2 separate regions of the Mus musculus genome follow, and region 2 is linked to region 1. A link is a loop called in an ENCODE intact Hi-C map of the cell type or tissue named here. Cell type or tissue: left cerebral cortex. All regions are shown on one strand. Each heading gives the region's core, and the rest is flanking DNA. Links, peaks and the distances in the headings are about the cores only.

Region 1 (8,315 bases), core at 160-8,159:
ATAAAGTACATTTAAAGGTAACTCCTGAGTGGTGCGGCCAAGAAAAATACTATAAAGCACTCTGCCTGCATTTGAATGAATTCAACTTTCCCTCCTCTTAAGACTTGCTGGCCTGTGGACAGAACACAATGCACTCAAATGGACCGCGCCAGCAGGTCAATCTAGACCCATATTCCTGAGCAGAATAAATGATGAGGGGAAAAAAGGCCATGGAGGGTGGGAGGTGGGGCTCCCGTAGAGGATGGGAGGTGGGACCCCGACCCCCCACCCCCGCACCCGCAACACTGTGCCTGTGTTTGCAGCTGACCGTTCCTGCGTCTGTTTTTGCAGCTGAATCCTATTTTCCCAGCTGTGTCTGTCACCACCAGCATGGCTGCACTTGTATTCATCATCATCAATGGCCCCGTCAAACCGACCGTGTTTAAGTGCTTACAGCATGCCAAGCATGCATGGCCCTACCAGCTCCGGGGTCTTCATGCTGTCCAGTAAGCACTACTTAGTGGGTACCATTGCGTTAACTCTTGGGCTGATGAAAATACAATATTCTCACTGTAACAATCTGAATGAAAAGGTAGCAAACACTGAGGGAGGAACTGGCCATCCCAAAGGAGAGTCCTGCCAACCATGACGGTGACTGCTTTGTAGTCTATGGATCTGTTATTCTTCTGATCCTCATTGTTCTATGTCATTTTTCCAGCACTGTCTACATAGGGAATGAAATGGGAACCCAACCACACAGAAACTACTGAACTAATTCATTGGTAGAAATGTCTCTTTTAAAATATACTATGAATCTTTGAGTATGGTTCTCTATAACCCCCTCTACTCTCTAAAGAAAAATTCAAGTCCCATAGAAATCTCACACAGAAGCATTGCACGGGGGTTCATTCCTTTGGATTTTCATGTTCTGATCACTCTCAAGCCACTGCCTTTGTGAGAAACCTGAGTTAAGTCAGGACTTCTTTTTAAGCAGTATGGCATGAACTATTTTTTTTCCCTAAACGGCAGTAAAACAAAACAAAACAAAACAAAACAAACCTAGAATACAAGGGCAGGGATGGTATCTGTTAGTACAGTGCTTGCCAGCCAAGCAGAAGGCCCCAAATTTCATAGTCAGAATTCATGGTAGAGCAGAGAGGTTCGTGCTTAAGGTCCTAAAGCCAGAGATTCAGGGAAGGCAGAGAAGGGGAGATTCCTGGAATTCACAGCCTAGCATAACCCACAAGCTCTGGGGGAACTAGTGAGAAACTTGGTCGCAAAACATAGCATAAACAGGATGCTTCCTGATATATAACATTGACCTCTGACCTCCACACCACTGCTACCATGCACGTGCATGCACACACATCTTTAAACACAACCATTCCTCCATATTTGAGGGTCACTGGTTCCAGGACCCTGCAGAGATTCCAAAATTCACATAACTCATAAAATAGTCTGTACTCTGTGAATCGAGGTTGCATCCAGTACCCCATTCGTTGCAAATGTATGCAAACACTACACTGTGCTGTTGGGAGGAATAATAAAATGTCTGTGAAGATTCTGTTGTTCTGTGCAGACACAATTTTACCATGTATTATTTTCTATCTGAAGTTAGCTATGTTTGGGATATGGAGCCTGTGGGACAGGCAGACATGGAGGGTGAGAGCCTGGGTATTCACCCGCATCTCTAGCATCATATATCTATAGGGTACTGGCTCTCCTTTCCCTGGCCTTCCTTGTAGGCTGAGGCCACGGATGAATCTAAACGCAGTGAGCTTGGCCCTTACCTATGTACTGAACTATACAGACTGATGCCTGTGTTTAAGGACCAAAAGACAAGAGACAGCCTCTCCCCCCAATCTCTCTGAGTAAGTGGGGTCAGTAGTGGTGGGGAGATGCCAAGATCTGTGAGGTTGAATGGATACAAAGCCATACAAAGCCAAGGGAACCACGGAGGCTAAGTGATGAGGGGAAGCAGGTAGAGGCTGCTGTCAGCCAGGAGCATAGACAGCTGACGTGCCTCAGCCTCTGCAGCTTTGGTCTGCCTCACTCCACACATGGAAGCTGGCATCCATTAGCCTGGGTTTCTTCTCCCACCAGCACTCCTATGCTGACTTAAAAATCAGCTTTATCTTATCACTCCTAAGGCAGATCAAAGTCTTTACTCTGAAGCCTGCAGCAAGCTCACCCTGTGAGCATATGATGCTCTGCTCCTCCCTCTGCCCTCGGTTGCTTCTCTCCCTCCTGTCCCGAGTTGGCTCCGTCTGGCACACCTTGATCTTCGTAATTTCCGAGGGCGTCTTCCGCTCAGGCAACTGAGCCAAGGATGCACAAAAAGACATTCCGCTCCAATGTAGGCCAACCTGCTGATAGTAGATCTCATAAAACTGAGCAAATATGTCCAACCTGCCTTTTCAAGTCGAATGAAGCTTTCGTTTTAATTAATCACTGTGGCTTATTAAAACACATTTGTTCTAGTCTCTAAATTGTTTTGTGGTATCTGCCATTTCTCATAAAGAGATAACAGGTCTACCTCTGGAAATGCATTCTTCTCACCATTTATTATCATAATCTACTGTCACATCAATAATATTTTTAATTTAATTTATTCACTCGTTTCTGGTAATAATTAACTTTGTTAGGCTGGGACTGGGTTAAGCACCTAATATACTAAAACTTGCTTATCTTAATTAGCGATTCAAAGTATACACATAATACTTATTAAATTACATATGTAACATATATATTAGCAAAGAAAAGCTTTCATTCCAAGTCATGTGTAGTCAGTCCCACTTCATAAACGGCAGGCAGTAAATGTTTAAGAAATTTTCTAAATTAACAAAATAAAGGAAATGAAAGCAGAGGTAATTACGCATTCTGGCACTAAATTGCCTTATGGCTCAGAGTTGATCAGGTAACACAGAGCTTTGGTCATTTTTCTCACAACATGCATGAGAAAATATTGTGGAAAAAAAAAAAACCTGCAAATGCACCGAACTGGTGTTTTGTGTAGAATCAAGGGACTGCTTCCCCATCGGGGGCACTTTTAACGCAAGTATATTTCTTTTGCTAACTGCCTATGAAAGGTCCTTGTGAATCCATATGCTGGCCATGGTAGGGACTATATTGGCATGAAGCTTTGGAAGTAAGGACAAATGAGTGACATGGGTCCAAGGAACCCAGTGACAGATGACTGCTGAGGACAGAGAGACCCAGCTCTCCAGATATGTATTTCAAAACATCATGAAGAAACAGCGGGTGATTGATGAATGTGATGGGTCTGTTGATCCCCCTGAACTTGATCATCATCTCACACTGTGTCCCAGAAATGTGGACTGCTGTTCCCTGTCAATCACACATACACACCCTCTTCTGAGGTCAAGGCTCCCACTCCTCTGACTTGCACAAGATCACTCACTGTTTGTTCTTTGAGAACACGGAAGCAAAGAGGTCTCCGAGCAATGTGTGTTCACTTGAAAGAGACCGACCGTTCTCACCTCCTCTCTGGTGAACAGCGCCCTGGAAGATGGCCCTCCTGCACTGGCCTTTTATGTCTGGCTGAAGTAACCATCCCTATGTTTCCTGAAATGTGCAGGCTGGGATAGAAACTGCAGAGTTCTCCAGGACATGCGCAGTCATTCCAGCACACAAGTCCCACTAGCTTCTGCACAATTGGCAGCCCCCCCCCCAAAGAAAACTACATTTTCAAATGTGTTTAGATTCTATGTTCAGCTTTCAATGGAGACCAACAAATGTGCAAGTATCATTGTAGGCAGCTCAGCTATGAACCTAGCAGTAGGTAAGAACCGAGTCCTCTCTCCCCACGAGCTGGGAACTGGAACACCACACTTTCTGCTGGATGCTTTTGGGAAAAAATGAATCATAGCCCAGACCAGACTCCAGTGAGGATATAAATTCCATGTTCTCAAAGGAAAAGCTGTGAAGTCACTTTACACTGGACCAGGGAACGGGGAAGCTACTAGATGTTTCCAAGGCTGCAGTGGATGGCCCCTAAGCTTGCCTTCCTATGGATGTTTTTTTGGAGCACGAGGTGATGGAGGAGTGGATATCTTTAGATTCCAAAAAAACACATGGAGCAGATTTTGCAGAGGAGTCTGGAAAGTTCTTCCAGTATCACGAGCCCTGTGACAAAGCCTTCTCTCCTCTGTAATAGAGCCTAGCGCTCAGTGGCGGGCACAGAGGATTCACTGTGTAACCTCTCTGCCTCTGGGAGGCAAGGGAGGAACTATACAGACCCCATTCTCTGGTAACAGGAAACAGGGCACCAGAGTGAGAAAGAACCTGTTATCTCCCAACCTAATCCTGGCACCTTCCTTCTCAAATATGCCCCCACATGCTGCTAGCCATTCTTCTCTCGAGACCTTTTCAGAAATACTTATAATTATTAGGTATTTATCTTTTTTTGTAAAGTCCCTTCTTCTGAGGTCATCGTTCACAGTTCTGTTACTTCCACGAGACGATTATTCGTTCTTCGGGAACACGGAGGCAAGCATGCCTCAGCAATTGTGTCCACCTGAAACAAACAGGGAGCACCTGCCTTCCTCCCCTCTGTCTGTAAACAGCACACTGGAAAAGTGACCCTCCTGTGATGGCTTCTTTGCTGGAGACTCTCCCAGGGCTGCTGTAAGGAATCTAACCTTCCCTTCCCACAGACTGGCTTTTGCTGTCTGGGTCTTTAGCCTTGATGTGACACTTTATTAGGGAATCTTGGCCAGCATCTCTTGTGCCACATGGCTCACCATGGACCTGTGGCTAAGCTGTTCTGCCAATCCATGTAAGCCAGCCAGTCTCTTATTGAGGGTCCCGAGTGACTCCACTGTGGGCCACAGTAAAATAATGCTTGTTGTCAGACAAAGACATTTGAGAAGCCAGGACCTCGGGAAATGACTTTATCTGAATCCCTGACTGTCCTAAAAACAAAGGAGTGCCCAGAAATTCAGCTATTATATACACCGTCTCTGATGCCTAAGTCTGGCTCACGCTCGGCTTAGTGTTTTCTTTCTACTCAGTTTGGGACCTGGGACCACAGCTGCAAAGGTGGCACCTGTATTCACCCTCCCACTTCATTGAAACCTCTCTGGAATTGCCATCACAGAATGCTTGGCGTTTAGTCTCTCAGGAGTTGCTAAATCTCATCACTGGCTGGCTCATCTGCCTTTGGTTGCTTTAATTTGTAGACTTCCCAATAACAACTTTTAAAAACCTAGGATGGGAAGAGATTGTCCTCTCTAACACCTTTTGACTTGATTCAGAAATCTCTTTCCTGTTCTGCTCCTAGAATAGACTAGGGCCTCCGTGAGCACTGACTAAACATCTAAATTCCAGAAGCTTCCCTCCTAAACCCCCGACAGGTATTTATTGCAGTTCCTGCCCTCCAGTGATTTTCTCCACACATTCTCAAATGACAAATGGCTGAATCCCAGAGCTGAGGATAGAACACACAGACCTGCAGGCCATCACTTCATTGTGAAAGTGTTTTCTTGCGACATAGCCACGTCCTCTTGTCTATGTATCCTTTAGGCAATTATTTGACTGTAAGGTGCAGTATTCGACCTGCCTTCTACCCTGCCTGCAATATCTGCCAAGTACCTTTAGAACCTCTGATCTAAGTGGTTTCTGGAATCATCACTCAACAGATGTGTCCTAAGGGACTCCTCTCTTCTCTGTGGTCAGGCTTGGGGAACATGAAGACAAATGCAGTGGCCTCTCGGTAACTGATGGGCCCGTGACGCCATATGAGGGCCTAGTGAACATCCAGATTCTGAAAAGCCCCTTCATAACATTTGCAGACAAATTATACCCTGGTAATGAAATTCTCCTCTAGGGAGTGGGTAAAAGGTGAAATGTCAGAAGAAACAAATCACACAAAGGGGTTTTGTGCTTGTAAATGTAGGGGGAGAGAATGACAGGCATGGCTGAGCTAATTCGGGGTTTAATGTATCAGTTAAAGGGCACAGGAGGAAATAACACGAAAGCAAGGAAAGATGACGGTAACTCAGAGATGGAGAGGTGGCCTAAAGATCTCCAGGCAGGGGCAGGTGATGAGGCTAGAAGAGAGTGGAAAGGAACAAGTGGGTAGGCTGTGGAAAATACTAACTGTGCCCTCCTGGCTGGCTGCAATTTTTCATGTCTTATGTAGATTGGAGGAAGGTTCCTCTCCAGCAGAATTCTTCTTCTTCTTCTTCTTCTTCTTCTTCTTCTTCTTCTTCTTCTTCTTCTTCTTCTTCTTCTTCTTCTTCTTCTTCTTCTTCTTCTTCTCCTCCTCCTCCTCCTCCTCCTCCTCCTCCTCCTCCTCCTCCTCCTCCTTCTTCTTCTTCTTCTTCATCATCATCTCTTCCAGGGCAAGAAGTGTGGGGAGCAATACAGTCTCAGGGTCCAGGCACTGAAAGACCACAGAGAGCAGTGGCCACATCCCTGAGAGCATACAGACCCCTGTGTTAGCCCTAGGACTGTCATGTTTGTCCATTTCCTAAGAGAAGCTGGAAAGCCTATCTGTGAATCAGCTTCTAAAAGCTGAACCAGGCTCCTTAAGAATCGTGATAAGGGAAAAGAAGTGGTCATCAGTGACCTCAGAGAAGGTATGACTGAGACTACAAAAAGGAAGAGCACTGTTAAGTCAAACTCCCCAAGGCTGCAGGCAGAAGTGCCCCTTTGTACAGCCACTACAGAAACCAGTGTGGTGATGGCAGCCTACCAAAAACAGAGCTACTACGTTTTATCAGTATTGTGCAGAACAGCCAGATAAGAAATCAGAGGAAGTGTCTATCACTGGATGAATAGATAAAGATGTGGTGTTCTGTGAAGACGCATTGGTATACCCTTCAGCCATAGAAAAGATAAAGTTCTGTGCCCAGAGTACATTATTAAACAATGGAAGCTACCAAAGGCCAGCCTGATGGATCATGAGGATAAAATAATAGTTACTCAAAGCTATGGGGAGTACGGAACAGAGCTGATAAGAGAGACTGGTCAACAAGCAGAGAGCTATAGTCACATGAAAGAAGTGAGTTTTGGCCTCTGGAGTGATGCCAGTCAACAACAGTCCATTGCACATCTGAAAGCATCAAGAAGAGAGTATTTTGAATGTTTTCACCACAACAAAATGCTAGATAAAGTGATGGCTGTCCTGATTGCCCTGATTTCCTACTTGTGTGACATACAAACAACACAGTGTCACTCAACGTGGCATACCCCTGAAATCTCCTGAAATCTTCTCAGGAGGCAGAAACAGAAGGATCCCCATTCAAAGCTAGTCTGGGCTACATGGCAAAACCCTATCACAAAAGTCAATTAAAAAATATTAAATTTATATGGTTACTTACAGTGATTCACCAGGGCAGGATTCCCCCTGAAAGGCCAGGCCATTTGGCCTACAATCTCTGGTCTTTGGGCCAGTGGGGACCTCCGAGTGCTTTGAATGGCCATGACTCTCTGGAGTGGTTCCCTAGGTGGTGGGGAAAAAATTAAGTTCTCCTCTGTCCTCCCTTCTTCTCTGTCCTGGCTGGGCTTCACTCTAGAAGGTCCCTCTTGTACATCTTCCATTGGTCCCAGCTGGGTGTCAGTTAATCAGTTTGGAAGACATTAGCTGATAATGGTTCAAAGCCTAAGGTTTCCAAGGGATATTTCAGATTTAAATGGAGACCAAAAGATGGCAATTTCTCCCTGCTTATCCATCCTCCTTCAAGAATCAGTCCTTTATTAAATGACAAAACACGAAACAAAAGGGGAGGCCCGCCATGGATCACAGACCAGCAGCATCAATTAATTAATTCAATAAGAACACAGCTTCACTCAGGGTCTGGGGTCATCTGGAATCCCTGTTGCTACTCTTGATGACTCCTAGCATTCTTGAGAAAATAAATCCAGTTAATGGGACTAAATGTAAATTCAAGAGAAAAAGGTAGCTCTCTAAAGGAAGGAGGGCTAAATCTGTTTACTGGAAAAGACTTCTATTTTAATGTTGGTCACTTGCAGCTGAACTTGATTATGAAGAGGGAAACTGTGTGCTTCATTAGGCTTTAATTATAGAGATGAATTATTATGGATGAAAAGAGAGAGCCGCAGAATTATGGAGATTGAATTCCAGTTCAATAAACAACTTCAAATATCTTTACGGGAGGCGAAAGCAAGCTGTGTTCTTTTTTTCCCAATTTAATTTGATGTCTGTTGACAAATGATGTTAGACTGTTTCAGGGGGGAAAAAATCTTAATATCTTCAATGTGTTAGTGGCTATCATTTAAATTCTATGTTTCCTCCTAATTGTATTTTCTGATGGCGGGATGAAGACAGACAGGCCCCCTTACGCTTCAAC
Region 2 (8,315 bases), core at 139-8,138, 65 kb before region 1:
TTCCCCAGTGATCTGTAGCCTTGCCCAACCCCTCTCGCCTTGGCCCTTCAAGGCTTTCTAAAGAGACCTCTTATTTCTTTCCTCTAAATGCAGGGCTTGGAGGGCAAAAGCTGCATGCCAGTGAGTCCTGAAGGCACAAGGGCAGCGGGGGGCTCATTAATCAATGGTGGCCATGTTGCTGGTCTATCACTCACCCTCCTTCTCTGAACAATCAAGACTTTAGAAGAATGAAATAGCTCAATGGGCATGTACAAGGTCAGGCTTAGTGGCAAGAAGGTTCCGGTGTCATCGACGTTGGGGTAAGCTGGCACTCTCAGCAGGAAGCACCATCAGTGGTTGGCGCATGCATCTCAGATTGTGAACCTGTGTTAGCAGCGCACTGCTGTCTGGTCGTCTTTCAGGAGCGCACCTTCTCTGTGCAGCCCTGACCTGAGGAATCAGAACCCCTGTGAGCTCTGCCATCTGTATTTTTCACATACCCTCCATGGGGCTCTGAGCCACAGAAAGTCTCCTTGTTTCAAGATAGATGATGTCTAGGCAGAGAGTTTGTGGTGTTTTATACATTTAATTATCCAGGCCTCTACTGTTTGGTTTTGATTTTCATCTCGTAAGGATGACGTGTCCCACCATCCAATCTGTCTAAGACTTAGGGATGTCTCGGGGTGCTTGGTTTAAGTTCTCATATGAAAACATTCAGGGTGGCTGGTCACCGTAGCTGAGAATCAATGCCAGTTTGCAAAGTCCTGAGCTCAGCTATAGACCTATCTAGCCTAACTATCTGTCAGGATGCTACTGTTCCACCATGAACTGAGGCCAGGGAAGGGCAAGGGGAGACTACAAAGAGTCCCTCAGCTGAGCATGGTCCAGTGGAGCAGATGCAGAAAGGGTTCAAACAAGGCAGGGTAAAAACCCAGGAGCCATAAACTTATGGGATCCAGGATATGCACGAAGGAAGGGTTAGTCCCACTATGGGATTCAAGTAGGTCTCATAAGAAAGGTCTGCAGGTGTCTCAGCAAAGCCACTTTGAAGACTTCAAAGACTTGCTCTTGAAATCTTGTGTTGCAGGAAGTCATGTCATCTGGCAATACCAAGGGGTGAGGCAGGTGGGAGTTTTTGGGTCCCTAAGATAAACAGAAGAGGGTTGGTTGTGCTTGCACAGAAAATGCTAATGCTTGCATAGCAGATAATGTTTTGAGAATCTTTGTTAAGATATAGGGAGAAGTTAAGGAGATCATTCATTTAAGACTCATTTTAAAATTACATTTTCGTATGTGTGAGTGGGCATACACCTGAGTCACGTGCTGGGGAGTCTAGAACAGGGGTGGATCCTTTGGAGCTGGAGTTAACAGGCCAGTGAGTGACACCTGGTGTGGGTGCTGGGATTACAACTGGAGTCCTTTGGAAGAGCAGCAAGTGCCCTTAAGCAATGAGCCATCTCTTCAGCCACCTTTTTAAGAGATGGAAATCTAATGATATCATGTAGAAAGAGCATAGGTTTGGTACAAATGACACAAAAATTAAACTCAAATTTTGTTCTCTTACTTGCTATGAAACATCAGCCAAGTTACTTAAGACAGCCTACAAAGGACTCATTGAAAGTTAAATAAGGTAGTATATGCGATATATATTGCAAACTACTTGGTGTTAAGAAGGCATTCCATAAATGTTGAAAAACAAAACAATACAGAAAAATGGTTTCTTTGTTTCAAATCAATCTCCAAGTCTACTCCTCGCTATGACTTAAGTCCCACGCGTGAAATGGCTTAAACTACACTTGTTTCTTAGAGAATGTGTTTAAGAAATTAGTTTGTTTTCATACTTTATGTGCTTAGTACCTGGTTGGATGCCATCCCATTTTCTCATTAGCATGACATTTGAACTTGTGCCATCCTCTATCAGGCCATTTGCCTGAAAATGTCTTTCGGGTACCTCTAACATGACACCTGGCAATGGACTCCAAACACTGGGCCACCATGAAGGTTGAACATCTGGGCCATGAAGGTTGAACATCTAGGAAATGTAGGCTCAGGAACACTGCAGATAGCCTCTCCTCTCTCTTACCATAAATCCCATGCACGATGAAGTATTTCATGCATGATGAAGAGTGCTCAGGTATCACCCTCCCTGGGAGTATTCTTCCACTGTCTACACTTCATGCTAGTACCCATCTGTGAGGACATGGGATAGAAGCTGGAATCCTATGTGCAGAATGGGGTCTGTGCAGGATTTCACCTCGGGCCTATGTGCATGCTTTGGTGTCCTTCAGACAACAAACAGCGGAAATAATCATGGAGTCAGCCATCGGAGCCAGAACCTCAGGCTAGGCCACTTCTGTTGGATGCTGCAATTGAACCTTACCCTAAGTGTTCCTTACCATAGTCTTGTGAGGCACTTGTGGCAGGTGACTTCAGGATGTGGGAATCACACTAAAGTGTGGGATGTGGAGTGTCACTAGCTGGTGTGGCACAGTGACAAAGCTCAGCAAATCCCCCTTGGTTTTCAAACTTGCACAGCAAACTCACTCTTTGAAGTCACTTTACTCTCTGCTTCCTCCTTTGCAAGGTGGGGAAAGTTTATTCAGGTCGGCATGGAGCTCTATGTGGTACAGTCAAATCAGACCCCCTGGGCTCATCAGACTGTCCCTCCATGTAAAGCTGGGGTAGTGTTGGCATTATGAGCATGCTGTGTTAATTAACTTACTTTTTGTCACAGTGACAAAATAAGCTGAGCTTTGATAAGGAGGAAAGGTTTATCTTGGCGCATGGCATTGGAAATTTCAATCCATAGTCCGTAGCCTTTGTGACTTTGGAGTCTGTGGAGAGTTGTAATCTGATGGCCACTGTGATAAGAGGCCCATCATGCCGTCTAGCAAGCAAAGAGAAGAAAAGGACCAAAATCTCAGCACACCCACCATAATCCTACCTCCAGTGGCCTAACTTCCTTCTATGAGTCCCACCCATGAGAGGTCCCTTCACCTCCCAACAGTGTGAAACAGAAGCTCAAGCTGTTATCTCGAAGGCCGCGAAGGGCATTTTAGACCCAAAGTACAATAATCCAGATCAGCGTTAAGATTTCAGCATGCAGCTGTGTGGCCATGGCGTTACTTCATGTCTGTGGGCCCCATGTGTGCTCATGGGAGATAGTAACTACCTCATGATATTGTGAAATTAGTAAGGAATTAACGTATGGAAATGACACAGAACGTCAGCCTGAACTGCTGCCACCGGGTGTGAGCTGCTGTCCTTGCCCTGTGGAGTGGATCCATTCATGCTCATGTTAACCTGCCTGAGCTTGTTTGATTTCCCCCTCATCCATACTGGTCACTATAAATGGGGGTGAGTGAAATATGCCAATATAACGCTCAATGTAACACTCACATTTGCAGAGACTGGCTCTGCCCAGGTCCTGGCTAAGCTATCGTGCTGTACCGAACAGCCCTAAATAACCCCAATGAGAAGATGAGAGGCAAGCACACTGGGGTGGGAGATATGCCCAAATTAGCAAGTCAGCCAGTCAGTGACCGAGTTTGACTTAAGACCATGTAGGCAAGGGTACAGCAACGTACCTCTGGAGGTGGTGGAATCAGAGATAAGAGATGAGTGAAGCCACTGGCCTAGACTCGATGTCCAGAGTTAATCAGCAAGCCTAGCTGCTCCCAGAGGGCTTCCTGCTGCAGTGATCCTATACTAAGAAAAGAAAAAGAGGTTGGGGGCTTAAGAGCTGATCTCTTAGCAGCAGTTGCCTAACAACCGTTTTCCCCTTGGGAAGATGAAGCCTCTGCAATCCCAGAGGGGATGTCTGTGGGCCAGCCTCTGCCTCTTGTTTAGGATGATGCGAGTGAGCAAAGCATCTTTAGCCAGCTGATCCAACTTCCAGATCAGTGTAAAGCAAGCAGCTGCAGGGAGGAGCGGGGGAGGAGGGGAAGACAGGAGGCTGCTGAGTGTCCCTGTTGCAGCATCACAAGCAGATGGCAGCCTGAGCCCTGCTGTGGTGGCGACAAATTGACAAGTGTGAAGAAGCCCCAGTGTACCAGGGGCTCTCTTCCTCTTCCGTGTTGTAAATCAGGACATAAGCAGCCTGTGGGCCCTGCAAACTGAACTAGGGGCAGCCCCATCACCCAGCCAATTGCCCCTGAGCTCAGAAAGTGAAAGAAAAGGCAGGTCCTATGCAGAGTGGAGCCATGAGGAAGAACCCGAGCTGCCCATAGGCTGCTCTGAAGCTGCAGGGGACTCGAGTGCTATGCAGCTTTGGTGAATTGGGACTTGAAGCAGAATTAATTGCCTCCAAATTGTATCTTTCCTCGCAGCCATCCGTTAGTTGTCTATGGCAGAAGGATAATGACACTTCATGAAATACAGCTACAAAGTCAAGCCTTGTGCCTTGTTCACCGGAGCCTTGGAAGGAAAGTCAGAACTGTCTCAACAACTGTAATCTGTCCTGGCAAGAATAATGATAATCTGAAAAGACTCTTGTGCCTGCACCCTGAATTTCAAATTATTGAAATGACCTTCAAACCACTAAAAAAATGAAGTCTCCCCAAAACTCTTGTGCCCAGAGGAAAAGGCTGAAGCCAGGGGAAACTAGTCTCCAAGGAAGAGATTTTACATCATTCTGACAACTTGCCAAGCCGCCTTGCTGAAGAGATTGGAGCCCAGAAAGTGATAACTCAACTCTGGGTGGGGTCGAGATGATTAGTTAAGTGTAGTTTATTCCCCTCTGTCTAAACCCGAACTTTATGTCTCAATGACGGATTTGGGGCAAGCATGGCTCTCAGCCTCTTTTCCTCTTCACAGCCTTACAGAAATCTCCCTCTTTTGATTTTTACTTACTTTGTCTCTATTTTTGATTGGGTTATCTCCCTCCCTCCTTCCCTCTCTCCCTCCTTTCCTCCCTCCCTCTTTTCTCTCCCTCTCTCCCTCCTTTCCTTACTCCCTCCCTCCTTCCCTATCTCCCTCCCTCCTTTCCTCTCTCCTCCTCTCCCTCCCTTCCTCGCTCCCTCTCCCTTCCTTCTTTTTCCTCCTCTCTTGTCTTCCTCCTGTGTGTAGTCTGTGAATACCCTTGTGCATGTGCATGAAGGCCAGAGAAGGGTAGGGCATGTCCTAGTCTCTTATTCCCCGTGGAATTCATTTGAGACTGATTTCTTTCTCCTTCCTGAATCTTGAACTAGGCTGACAGCCAGAAATGCTCAGGGATTCTCCCTCACCCTGCCCCCATTCCCACACATACACAATTCACAGCACTGGGGCTATAAGCTTGCACAATATCATGCTTAGATTTTTGTGTGGATGCTGAAGACTCCCACTCAGGATCTCATGCTTGTCCAGCAATCAGTTTTATCCAATCAGCCTTCTCCTCACTCCCTACTCTATTATTTTGTCTACTTAAATAGCCTATTGAGCACATGTGGTTCAGCATACTCTGACTCAACTAACTCTGGTAACTCTGAACAGAAATACTTCAGGGTGAAGGGCACCAGCTAAAAATAATCAACTAGTAGATTCAGGACTGTATGAGTTAGGTTAAGCTTCTATAACAAGAGGGCCATAAGACTAGGTAGTTTTTACAAGTAGAAATGTACTTTTTCAGAGTTCTGGAAGCTGAGAATCAAAAATTAAAGTATCAGTGTGGTTGAACTTTAATGAGAAAATTCCTAGTTTGTATATAGCTGCCTTCTTACTTACTCTCATGGTGGTATCACCCTGGTCCATGTGCATGGAAGTCATGATCACTTTGGAATCTCTCCTTATAAAGATGCTCACCCTACCAGAGCAAGGTTTGGTAGTATTACTTAGTATTATTTACCTCTGTGGTGATTTGAATGAGGATAGCCCCAATAGGCCCATGTCTGAATACTTGGTCCTCAACTGTTGGAACTATTTAGGAAAGAATTTGGGAATGACTGAATAGGAGACATGGCCTTATTGGAAGAGGTGTGTCACTGAGAGTGGACTTTAAGGTTTCGAAAAGCCATGACAATCCCAATACATTCTGTCTTCTGCTGGTTGAGAAGATCTGAGCTCTTAGCTGTTCCTTCTATCATGCTTTTGTTCCTACATCATGGACTCTAACCCTCTGGAACCATAACCTCAATCCAATGCTTTCTTTCATAAGTCCCTTGATCATGATATTTTATCATAGCTATAGGAAAGTAAATAAGGCAGATGGTACCAGGAAGTGGGCTGTTGCTGTGACAGGCCTCACCATGCTGGTTTTTGGAAGAATGTTGACAACTTAAGGACTTTGGAGTAGGAAAGTAATTGAATTGTGTAAGCAGAACTTAATGGGCCATCACAGTAGGATCTGGGAAAACAATAGTTCTGGGAGCTATGTGCACTGTGGAGGCCCAACTGAAGAAGTTTCAGAGGAGAACAATATTAGCAACTAGGCAAGAGATCATTTTTGTGATATTTGAAAAAGTATATGGCTGCTTTCTGCCCCTGACCTAAGAATTCACCTGAGGCTAAATTGAAAAGTAATTGACTGAATTCTTTGGTGAAAGAGATTTTAAGACAGTCTATTATTCATGTTGTTGTGTGGTTGTTAGTAACCTCTCTCATGCAGGTCTACAATGAAAAAAAAAGAAAAGAAAACAAGTGTTTTAAACATAAATATAAAATGTATAGTGTGAAGAGAAAAGGAGCATCAGAAATCTAAACTTCTGTTCGAGACTACGCTGAAAGAAATAGAGGCTAAGAGGAGGTCTGGTCCTCAACTGAATTAAATGAAGGGCGCCCTCAGGGTAAAGCCCCACCCAGTTAAGATTTCAACTCGTGGATGAAAATAGCCTAAGGAATTTTCTACTAAACATAAAGAATTATATTTAATTATATTTAAATTCCTAAAATATAAGGAATGTGATGATTAAAAGGGCTCAGGCTCCATCTCAAGGAGGCAGCTGAACTTTTCAATGTCATCCATGTGGTTCTGGTTTTAGAGTCATGAAGGATACAAGAGTAAAGGGGTTATGGAATCTTCTTCCGTGGTTCAGGAGAGCTGCTGACACAGAGAAGTCCCTGCATGGAGTCCCTGAGAGGCCACTGTGTGAAACTATGAAACTGAACCCCGGATTGCATTGAAAATCTCGAGATGTTGGAAATGCCAGAGCCATGAAACATCTTCCAAGGAGCTCTGCATGCAAAAAGTTGAACAACCCAGAGAGGGAAGTGTGTTGTTATCTGCTATTGGCAAAGCTGAAGGGTAGAGCCATCTAAGCCCTCTGACATCAGACATGGAGTTAAAGGATTTGGAATTTGCTCTGATGGGATTTTTTCTTGCTTTGGTCCAGTATTTCCTCACTGTGCCTCCACTTCTCCCTTTTGGAATAGTAATGAATATTCTGTACTATTATATATTAAAACTCTGTGGTTTGTTTTGTTTGTTTTATTTTACAGGGGTTACAGTTAAGAGATTGGCATGAGTAACAGAAAAAAATGTTGAACATTGGACTTATAAAAACAGAGTTGAAACAGAAGACTATGGGGACTTCTGAAGTTGGACTGGATGCATTTTTGCATTATGATTTGACCAGCAGCTCATGGGGCCAGTGAGTACAATGTAGTGATTTGAATGAGAATGACCCCCATAGGTTCTTTTGTTTGAATACTTGGTCCTCAGTTGGTGGAACTGTTTGGGAAGGTTCAGTGAGTGCTGCCTTATTGGAGAAGGTGTGTCTTTGGGGGCAGGCTTTGAGGTTTCAAATCTACTCATGCCATTCTCAGTGCTTTCTCTCTCCTGCTTACAGATAAAGATGTGAGTTCTCAGCTATTCCTGCTTCTATGACTTTGATATTCTGCAATAGACTCTAACCCTCTGAAACCATAGGACAAATTAAACACTTATTTTTTTACCACTTTGATCCTATCTTTTATTTTTTTATTTTTTATTAGATATTTTCTTTACTTACATTTCAATTGCTATCTCAAAAGTTCTCTATACCCTCCCCCCACCCTGCTCTCCTACCCACCCACTCCCACTTCTTCGCCCTGGCTTTCCCCTGTACTGGGGCATATAGCTGTCTTGAGTGAGACTATGCCTTTTGATGAAGGGACCCTGGTACAGCTGTCTTGTATGAGACTATGCCAGTGCCTGGCAAATACAGAAGTGGATGCTCACAATCATCTATAGGATGGAACACAGGGCCCCCAGTGGAGTTGCTAGAGAAAGTACCCAAGGAGCTGAAAGGGTCTGCAATCCTATAGGTGGAACAACAATATGAACTAACCCCAGTACCCCCAGAGCTCATGTCTCTAGCTACATATGTAGCAGAAGATGGCCTAGTTGGCCATCATTGGGAAGAGAGGCCCCATGGTCTTAA

The links. Peaks named below come from ENCODE experiments on the same cell type or tissue, not always from the same donor. Only the 100,000 strongest peaks of a DNase experiment are listed, where the experiment ranks them.
Region 2: it touches region 1 in a loop (8-fold over the local background); 2 of 42 quality-filtered maps call a loop at or near these places.

What each region holds. Positions count from the first base shown.
Region 1 is chr11:64,327,713-64,336,027 of GRCm38, reverse strand. No RefSeq gene overlaps it. Among named protein-coding and RNA genes, the nearest start is that of Hs3st3a1, 100 kb to the left of the region's middle. In left cerebral cortex, for the core only: no CTCF peak of the experiment used is centred there; DNase peaks (open chromatin) are centred at 3,981, 4,677, 5,108, 6,709 and 1 more place; H3K27ac peaks cover 510 bases.
Region 2 is chr11:64,392,310-64,400,624 of GRCm38, reverse strand. No RefSeq gene overlaps it. Among named protein-coding and RNA genes, the nearest start is that of Hs3st3a1, 39 kb to the left of the region's middle. In left cerebral cortex, for the core only: a CTCF peak has its summit at 3,919; DNase peaks (open chromatin) are centred at 3,926 and 5,175; H3K27ac peaks cover 470 bases.